Regions from separate parts of the Homo sapiens genome. Here region 2 is linked to region 1. The links are chromatin contacts, found by Hi-C or POLR2A ChIA-PET in ENCODE. All regions are on one chromosome and are shown on one strand. The core of a region is the stretch at or near the end of the contact, and the rest is flanking DNA. Distances in the headings are between cores, read along the strand shown. Region 1 holds the start of KIF14 (kinesin family member 14). Region 2 overlaps LINC00862 (long intergenic non-protein coding RNA 862).

Region 1 (5,122 bases), core at 1,396-3,895:
GCACAGGAAATGGTGTTTAATTTCCTGAGTTCTGAACCTAACTCTGTGACCCAGTAGTTGTATAATGTCAGGCAAGCTATTTAACTCCTTGGAAACCCACTTTCCCTCATGTGTAAAACAGCGATAATCATAATACCTATCTTATAAGGTTATGGAGTTAGGTTATTTATCTTGCACAAAGAAAGGACTCAATCCTTGCTGGTTATGATGATTTAATCCAGCACTTTCGTTTCACAAGCGAGGGATCTACAGTAAGGAGACTTATCTCTGGTCTCACCATTAGGTTGAGACAGATCCTCAGCTAGAATCCAAAGTGCTCTTACCACTTTTCCACAACTTTTGCTTTGTCCTTTGCATTTTAAAATTATTAATTTCCTATTGCACCTTTTCGTTATAGACCCCAAGTGCAACTAGATACAAACACCAGGAAAATACATACCACATTTTAATAATTTAAAAATTGTGAAATTTGCTAAATTGTAATAGATTTAATCTTAGGCCGGGCGCAGTGGCTCACGCCTGTAATCCCAGCACTTTGGGGGGCTGAGGTAGGTGGATCACCTAAGGTCGAGAGTTCGAGACCAGCTTGACCAACATGGAGAAACCCCTTCTCTACTAAAAATACAAAATTAGCTGGGGTTGTGGTGCACGCCTGTAATCCCATCTACTCGGGAGGCTGAGGCAGGAGAATCGCTTGAACCTGGGAGACGGACGTTGCGGTGAGCCAAGATCAAGCCATTGCACTCCAGCCTGGGCAACTAGAGCGAAACTCCGTCTCAAAAAAAAAAAATTTAATCTTAAGAGATCATTAATTAGCATGAGTTAATCATTTTTCTTTAAATCTTACATAATCCAGAAAGCTTCAAACGTGCCAGTTTTACTTCGACTCTTTCCACGTTTTCTTTCTGTTTGTCTCCCTCTGGTGGATTTAAAAAAATACTTGCTTTATTCTATTTATGAGCTTATTTTCCTTTTAAAATTGAAAAAGGTCTTTATGTCTTCTGTCATGTTTAATATATATTTCCAGTTACATTTTATTTTTATTATTTTGAATTATACATATGTTTAAAATTTTTATGTATTTGAGTTTGTCTGTCTTTTCTTTGACATATCTTGCTTTGTTTCTAAATTGAATGATCATTTTCCCATAGATGTGATAACTTTTTTTTTTTTTTTTCTTGAGACGGAGTTTCTCTCTTGTCCCCCAGGCTGGAGTGCAATGGCGCGATCTCGGCTCACTGCAACCTCCGCCTACCCGGTTCACGTGATTCTCCTGCCTCAGCCTCCTGAGTAACGGGGATTACAGGGGCCCGCCACCACGGCTGCCTAATTTTTGTATTTTTAGGAGAGACGGGGTTTCACCATGTTAGCCAGGCTGGTTTTAAACTCCTGACTGCAAGTGATCCGCCTGCCTTGGTCTCCCAAAGTGCTAAGATTACAGGCGTGAGCCACCGCACCTGGCCCTGATAAATATTATATTCTATTTTCTGATAGTTTCCTTATACCTTAATTTTAATTGAGTTTTAGAATGATTTTTAGAGTAAGATTTAGAATGAGTACTTTATCATCTGTTTGGTTGGTCTATATAATTGGAGCTACTTATGGTCTCTATCTCAGTGAATACTTCTTCAATATCTCTGTACTTTTTGCCTGTTTAAAAAACATTGTTGCTTTACAATATCTATTTATCTAGTCTTTCTCATTTATTTGGTTATTTTTCAGAATGTATTTGTAATATTTTTTCAGATTTCAAAATCTTATGGGGGCTGGGCGGCGCAGTGGCTCACGCCTGGCAGCTTACAAGGTCAGGAATTCGAGACCAGCCTGGCCAATATGGTGAAACCCCGTCTCTACTAAAAATACAAAAATTAGCTGGGCGTGGTGGTGCGCGCCTGTAATCCCAGCTACTCCAGAGGCTGAGGCAGGAGAATCGCTTGAACCAGGGAGGCGGAGGTTGCAGGGGCCACTGCACTCCAGCCTGGGCTGCAGAGCGAGACTCCGTCTCAAAAAAGAAAAAAAAAATTAAAAAAAGGGAACTTTTACTGAAACGGAGTTACATTGTACGGCGGCAAGAACCTTCAAGTTCTAGTTATGCCACTGCTAATTGTCTGATCTTTCACAAGTTTAACTCTAAACCTCAGTTCCTCATCTGTAAACGAGGGATAACATTAATATTTATCTCACAAGATTTTCAGGACTGTTTAAAAATTCATATAAGACATTTAGCATATTTCCTACGTGAACGCCTTGCATAGGAAACACTAGAAAAGTTAATTATTATGATTAACTTGGGGGCAAATATCCATTTACAATGTGAAGTCTTCGATGTAATGGCTTCTTTTAGATTAAAGACCGACAAGAGTGTCACTGTCATGCTTTTCGTTTGACACCCACTTCAACGAGGGGCCCGCTGCGCCCGCGACCGCCGCCCCTTCCTCTGGTCGGATTTAAAGGGGGCCAAGCTCCACGCTTTAGCAGAACCCGAGGAGGGGAGGGAGCGTTGCCTGGGAGATGAGGGTGGGGCGAGTCCAGCATTCAGAGACGGCTACCGGAGCCCAACCACCGGCACTTCCGGGGGGCGGGTGGAAGCAAAGGCGCGGCACCCGACGCGACGCCCAGCAGCCAATCAGAAGGCGGGGCGCCCATTCAAATTGCGGCCTTCTGGGGAGCCGGCGCTGGAGGTGGTGAGTGGCGTGGGGACTGTGTCGAGGGGGTCCCCAAGGTGCCGGACCCTGCGGAGGGGCGAAGTTTCGGCACTGGGGAGGGCGTGCGGACGCTTTCCCTACAGGCGACCACTGCTCTGCGGGCGGGTGGTCTTAGCTCCAGTCCCCCATTCAGTTCCTCAGCATTCCAGGTCGGCGGCGAAGGGGTCCCCGAACGAAGGGCGCAAGGCAGCGTCTCTGCTGGGACCGGGAAGCCGGACTTCAGGGCCTCTCGGCCCGTGGGCTTCTCCCCGAGTCTCCCCGAGTCGGTTGGCATTAAGAGGTAATTCTTAGTCATAGCCCCTGGTAATGACTAGCAGAGAAAGAACAGAATCACCGGATGTTTTGGTTTGGATTGTGCTTATTTTCCTTGTATTCCTTCCAGTCCTCTTTAAAATCTGATGGCGAAACTCCTCAAACAGAAACCGTATTGATTTGTGCAAATCGCAAATGGTTTTTAGTTGCAAGAGAATTTCCAGAATCTTCTTTTTGCCTTTAAATTCATTTCATAACAGGAAAATTCTGTATTTTGAGTTGAAACGTTGATGGGAGATGCTTATAAGCTGACGAATTTTTTTTGTAATGACTGTTATTTATGTAAAAATTTAAAAGCCTCATTTAAAAATGAACTTCCATTAATTTGTTCCTCGCTAGCAATAATCTTTGCAATAGTTTGAACCAGTGTCATTTTACAGGTTAGAACCCGGCATGCAAATTTAAAGTCTTGTTTACATCCTTGTAAGGAGTTGGATACAAAGCTGACTAAAAGCCAGGTCTCTTAGCTGTCACTGCTGTTCCCTTTCTTTAAAACGTTAATACCTGATAGATATTGTTGCTGTATATTTACATACACCTCTGTCTAATTTGTTGTCTTACTGCTAAAGGGCAGGTTGTCTGTTTATCTAATCTTGCATGGTTTTTCTCAACACAATTAATTTACAGTACTTATCGTACTTACTGCCTGTGGTACTTGGGAATAATCTGCCTCGTGACACCAATCAATTCAATCTTCTCTATAGGCATTCCTGTATTCAACATACATGGGCCGGACGCGGTGGCTCACGCCTGTAATCCCAGCACTTTGGGAGGCCGAGGCGGGCGGATCACAAGGTCAAGATATCGAGACCATCCTGGCCAACATGGTGAAACCCCGTCTCTACTAAAAATACAAAAATTAGCTGGGCATGGTGGTGGGCGCCTGTAGTCCCAGCTACTTGGGAGGCTAAGGCAGGAGATTTGCTTGAATACAGGAGGAGGAGGTTGCAGCAAGCCAAGGTCGTGCCACTGCACTCCAGCCTGGTGACAGAGCAAGACTCCATCTCAAAAAAAATATTTTTATAAAAATAAAATAAAATAAACCTTCTTATGGAACATTGGCAAAAAAAAAAAATACGTGTAGCAGGTATTTATAAAAATACTTTGCTCCACACTCTGATTTAGGTGCTAGGGTTTCCTTTAGTCCTTCCCATTCCCCACACTGGAAGTACTTGAAAATCTATGTTGGCATGCACTTTTTACATCTTCTAAGTCACTTGACACATTTGGCCTGATATATGGCTTATCAGTATATTTCTTCTAGACTAAAGAAATGGGAATTGTATTCTTGTCTTTGAAGTCTACAGTATCTATCAGAGGGCCTGGCACTAATGGAAACTTAGTCAATATTTGTTGAATAATGATGGTAAGTTCTCTGAGAGACTTGCCTGAAGTTGCTTGGAAGCAGTATCTGAGCTGCAGATTGTGATCTATTGTAATGTATGCCTCTGGGAATTTACTTACACAATGGGATGTTCTCTCTATATTTTTAAAGCTTGTTTGTAGTCTGTGTGATCTAAATCTTTTTTTTTTCTTTTAGTTTAGCAGATACTTTCAGAAATGGATACATAAGAAATGGCTGGAAATCAAATGAATGTCCAAAGAAGAGCTTAGGGTCTTAGTAACATTCTTTTTTAAAATAACTGTCTGCCAAAATGTCATTACACAGTACTCATAATAGAAATAACAGCGGTGATATTCTTGATATTCCTTCTTCCCAAAATAGTTCATCACTGAATGCCCTCACCCACAGTAGCCGACTTAAGCTGCATTTGAAGTCGGATATGTCAGAATGTGAAAATGATGATCCATTATTGAGATCTGCAGGTAAAGTCAGAGACATAAATAGAACTTATGTTATTTCTGCCAGTAGAAAAACAGCAGACATGCCCCTTACCCCTAATCCTGTAGGTAGATTGGCACTTCAGAGGAGAACTACAAGGAACAAAGAATCATCTTTGCTTGTTAGTGAGTTGGAAGACACAACTGAAAAAACAGCAGAAACACGTCTTACATTACAACGTCGTGCTAAAACAGATTCTGCAGAAAAGTGGAAAACAGCTGAAATAGATTCTGTCAAAATGACACTGAATGTGGGAGGTGAA
Region 2 (5,008 bases), core at 361-2,860, 270 kb after region 1:
CTAACTGCAATACAGTATTTCCTTCAGTTATCAATGGTAATGACAAGCCACAGGAGTGACAGCTATTCCCATTTATACATATCACTACTTTGAAATAATGGTAGTCATTTGATTTACCACTAGATCAATAACAAGGCACATATGGTATGACAGCCAATAAATGTTTGAATAGTTTGATAACTGTATTTCATAATTAGTTTTCTGCATATGCCTATGTCTATTTTACCATATTTTGAGAAGGCTTTAGGAGGCACAAAAAAAGGTTAAGAACCCCTTTCTGTTTACTATCTCATGAGGAAGGCTAGAAGCTTCAACAGATAAAATCAGTACAAAGTGGTGAGTGGCAGCTAGAAACATGCTCAGGAGCTGTGGAGCACAGGCTTGAGCAGAGATTCAGGGAAGGCTGATGGAGAAGATTCCTGAGCTGCATCTGGAATGAAGAAGAAACAGAAGCAGGAAAAGGTCATTCCCAGGAGAGAACAGAACAGATCTTAGGGCAGGAAATGGCCTATGTGGAAGGCGGGTACTGACAGTCAGAGCTTGCTTACTGTGCTAAGTCTTGGGGGCTCAAGAATGAATGAGGGACCTCCTAGGTGGTCAGTGTGCTCACTGTTCAGAACAATGTTTATGGGGACAGGGTGGAGAGGGGTATAGTTTGAAAAAGGAAATTTTTTTTTTGGACACGGAGTCTCACTCTGTCTCCCAGGCTGGAGTGCAATGGCATGATCTCGGCTCACTGCAATGTCTGCCTCCCAGGTTCAAGCGATTCTCCTGCCTCAGCCTCTCGAGTAGCTGGGATTACAGGTGTCCACCACCATGCCCGGCTAATTTTTGTATTTTTAGTAGAGATGGGGTTTCACCATGTTGGCCAGGCTGGTCTCAAACTCCCAACCTTAGGTGATCCGCTCGCCTTGGCCTCCCAAAGTGCTGGGATTACAGGCATGAGCCACTGTGCCTGGCCGCCTTTCTAGAATTTTATATGAGTGGAATCATACACCATGTGCTCTTCTCTTTGGTCTGGCTTCTTTCACATGGCATAATGCATTTGAGATTTGTTCATGCTGTTGCAAATCAACAGTTCATTCCCAATTTTTTTGCCAAGCAGTATTTATTATAGAATTATATACTCTGAAAAGGGGAAAAAAACCAACCTTTGTTTTCATAAAACAAAATTTTAAAAAGGAGTGAGATTTTTAATGCTTATCAAATGGGAATATGAGTTAAAAATTGTTGAGAAATGCTGCTCCAGCATGTGGTCAGAGAGCATTCCAGCCCAAGATTTTCTTATGTCAATGCTAAATTTGAGCACATTTGGAAGTATTTTAGACCTGAAAGAAGGCAGGACATCAAAACAACCACTAGAGCCGAGTGGGCCTTTGTAACCACAGACTCTCTGACGAAAAGATTTGTAAAGACTCTGCCTAATGAAGAGTTCAAAAAGCATTTTGTGTGTCATCTGTTTTCCTTACAGTCTCCTTACTTGGTAGATAAGGGGCAAGAATTATTTTCCATGTTGCATAAATAGGAAATGAGGTATAGCGAGTTTGAGATACTTATTACCCAAGATCCCAGGGAGTCAGAGGCAGACTGAGGACTGCAAAAGATCCCTCCTGGTCCACAATCTTAGCCTTGCCAGTAGGCTGGGCTGAAAGCTTTAAAAAAAAATACAGTAATTTCACTTTCACTTTTGTTCTTGTTTGGGTTGTGATACAATCTTTAATTTGAAAGAATGAAGGGTTTTCTTTTCCTTCTTTGTTTTTAAAACTTTCCCCTCTCTTCTTGGTAAACACCAACATGTGTGTTGACTCTATCCAGTTGAACTCAACAACCTAATGCCTGTTTTGTGCCAGGCTCTTTTCCAGGCACTAAGGAGGCACTGATCTGGACAAATCCTGGAGGTTACTGTGAAGCAGGAAGGACAAAATGACCAAATGAGAATTAAATTACTTTTTTAGGGTCGTGGAAGATTTGAAAATCTGGGGAAACATATGTGTCCTCTTTCCCCCAAAAAATGCACATAGTGTGTACACACACACACACACACACACACACACACGTGTGTGTGTGCGCTTGGGCTCACATGATTTTGCAATGATTTTAGCGTGTTTAGAGACCCCCCAGAACTTGTGTGTAGGATTGGCCTTTGGATGAGTATTTTTGGCATAGAATGAAATAGTAATGCCTTGAAGGCAGCACAAAGCCATAGTCACTGAATAGAGAGAAAGATTCAGAGGATCCTGTGAGATGGGTGGGGCTGTTAGTGTTTTGATAGACACGTGTACTGAGTTGGGAGGGTACTAATTTCTGGAAGGCAATATTCCAGGCAGAGGGCACATCTGAGAAAGGTAGGAGGGGAGGGAAGCAGAAAAATGCAAAGCAATCTGAGAAACCCAGTTTGGCTGGAGGATAGATTATATGAAGAGCAATCTTCAGAAACACCCATAGAAAGGTAGGCAGGGGTCATATTGTGAGTGATACTGAGTAAGCAAGGTGAGTAGTCTTCTTTTTATTCTCCCCAGTAAAATATTCTGCAGTTCCTTTTATTTTTAATTAGATGGCAAAACCCCATCTCTATCAAAAAACACAAAAATTAGCCGGGCTTGGTGGTGCATGCCTGTAGTCCCAGCTACTTGGGAGGCTGAGGCAAGAGGATCACTTGAGAGTGAGCTGTGATCATGCCACTGCACTCCAGCATGGCTGACACAGCAAGATGCTGTCTCAAAAATATGTATATATTATATACAGTTTTCTGTTGTTGTTTGTTTGGTTTTTTTGGAGATGGAGTTTCATTCTTGTTGCCCAGGCTGGAGTGCAGTGGTGTGACCTCTGCTCACTGCAACCTCCGCCTCCTGGGTTCAAGTGATTCTCCTGCCTCAGCCTCCCGAGTAGCTAGGACTACAGGTGTGCACCACCACACCCAGCTAATTTTTATAGTTTTAGTAGAGATGGGGTTTTACCATGTTAGTCAGGCTGGTCTTGAACTGCTGACCTCAGGTGATCCACCAACCTTGGCCTCCCAAAGTGCTAGGATTACAGGCGACTGGCCTTTTTTTTTTTTTTTTTTTTTTGAGATGGAGTCTTGCTCTGTCACCTAGGCTGGAGTGCAGTGGCACAATCTCGGCTCACTGCAACCTCCGCCTCCCGGGTTCAAGCGATTCTTCTGCCTCAGCCTCATGAGTAGCTGGGACTGCAGTTGCGTGCCACCACACCCAGCTAATTTTTGAATTTTTAGTAGAGACGGGGTTTCACCATATTGGCCAGGCTGGAGGTTTTTGTTTGTTTTTTTTTTTTTGAGATGGAGTCTCACTCTGATGCCCAGGCTGGAGTGCAGTGGCACAGTCTCAGTTCACTGCAACCTCTGGTTCCCGGGTTTAAACAGTTCTCCTGTCTCAGCCTCCTGAGTAGCTGGGACTACAGGTGCATGCCACCAAGACCAGCTAATTTTTGTATTTTTAGTAGAGATAGAGTTTCACCATATTGGCCAGGCTGGAGGTTTTTTTTTTTTTTTGAGATGGAGTCTCACTCTGATGTCCAGGCTGGAGTGCAGTGGTGCAATCTCAGCTCACTGCAACCTCTGCTTTCCAGGTTTAAGGAATTATCCTGTCTCAGCCTCCTGAGTAGCTGGTACTTACAGGCACATGCCACCACGACCAGCTAATTTTTGTATTTTTAGTAGAGAAGGGGTTTCACCCTGTCACCATATTGGATGGGGTTTCACCATATTGGCCTCAAACTCCTGACCTCAGGTGATCCACTCACCTCAGCCTCCCAAAAGTGCTGGGATTACAGGCATGAGCCACTGAGCCTGGCCAAATCAGTTAGTTTTTGCTAGTAACAATTCCCCCTACCACTAAAATTTCATGGCTTTAAACAATCATATATTTAGCTTGTGATTTTGTGGTCAGATGATTCTAGTCTGGGCAGCTCAGCTGGGTAGCTGATGTCTTCTGGGCTTGTCCCCATGTCTGGAGCCAACCAATGGGTTAGATGGTGGCCAGGTGATCCAGGAAGGCTTCCCTTATGTGTGGCCACTGGCTAAGAGCCTTGGTGCTCCTCCATGTTTCCACTCCTCTAGCAGGCTAGCACGGGCTTATTCACATGGTGGTCTTAGGGATACAAATGCAAGCAGGAGAGTAAACCCAGAGCACAGGTGAATTAAAGCCACTGCTTGCGTACATTTGCTTCACAAGTCACATGGCCAACTAAAATGCAGGGGCAGGAAATAGACTCAACTTTCTGATGGGAAGAACTGCAACATCACATTGCAGGGATGTGGAAGGGAGAACTTGTGGTGGTTTTTGTAAACTACCTCACCTGGTCATTGAATACATTGATTCCACAGTATATGATAGATACAGGCAGCTAACAAAAATTTGGATTATTGGATAAATTATTGGCCATATATATACATGTATATATGTACCATACTTATTTTGCAAATAGGCTTGAAGCCTGCCTAGGAAAAACTGAGTCTTTTTTTTCTAGCCTATCTTATTTTTGGATCCTTATATTAGTGATATATGGAGCTTAAATATTGCAGAACTAGTAACAAAATGTTAATGTCAATACCTCAGAAAAGGGAGTTACTGAAGAATACTGAACTTAATGTACAGTTGAATTAAATAAAGATAGTAGCCTAAGCCAAATATTATTAGACTAGTGAATGATAGAAACAAAAAGCTACAAAGAGGTTTGGTTTGCATGTTAAAAAGTATCCTATGCATGAAACCACTTCACATCTTTATGCCTCATTGTCATTTCCAATTAGACTACTCTCTAGAATTATTTCACATTTCCAAAATGGTTGAATTAGTTGGGTTACAATTCCAGCTGCATACAGGATTATTTTACAGGTAAGCTAGCCATATCTGGGTTACAAAACAGTGTCAGAAATATGGTGAATGGTGTTTACCATTCTTGCACTCATATATCTACACATGCAGACTAACAGTGATGGGACATGACTTATGCACCAGGCATTGTAATACAGAGAAAAATCAGACAAAAC

Evidence for each region. A loop is a pair of places that touch in the nucleus more often than their neighbours do. ChIA-PET counts read pairs that join two places held with the same protein, here RNA polymerase II (POLR2A). Pooled maps may share reads with other maps.
Region 2: a pooled map shows a loop between it and region 1 (5-fold over the local background). The contact joins the enhancer-like site here to the promoter of KIF14 in region 1. A Hi-C loop is called at or near these places in 5 of 50 pooled maps. POLR2A ChIA-PET finds 5 or more read pairs at or near these places in 2 of 52 experiments (activated naive CD4-positive, alpha-beta T cell and naive thymus-derived CD8-positive, alpha-beta T cell).

Annotation. Positions count from the first base shown.
Region 1 is chr1:200,618,274-200,623,395 of GRCh38, reverse strand. KIF14 (kinesin family member 14) reads left to right here and starts at 2,645. Exons shown (of 30, transcript NM_014875.3): 1 at 2,645-2,985; 2 at 4,558-5,122. The coding sequence starts at 4,673. RefSeq lists a silencer at 2,558-2,707 and an enhancer at 2,876-3,377.
Region 2 is chr1:200,348,838-200,353,845 of GRCh38, reverse strand. All of the region lies in intron 4 of LINC00862 (long intergenic non-protein coding RNA 862), which reads left to right. Among named protein-coding and RNA genes, the nearest start is that of LINC00862, 22 kb to the left of the region's middle. RefSeq lists enhancers at 271-771, 772-1,272. Within about 2 kb of position 1,610, at least 6 of the 41 ENCODE cell types and tissues checked have a DNase peak (open chromatin) inside an H3K27ac peak, as active enhancers do.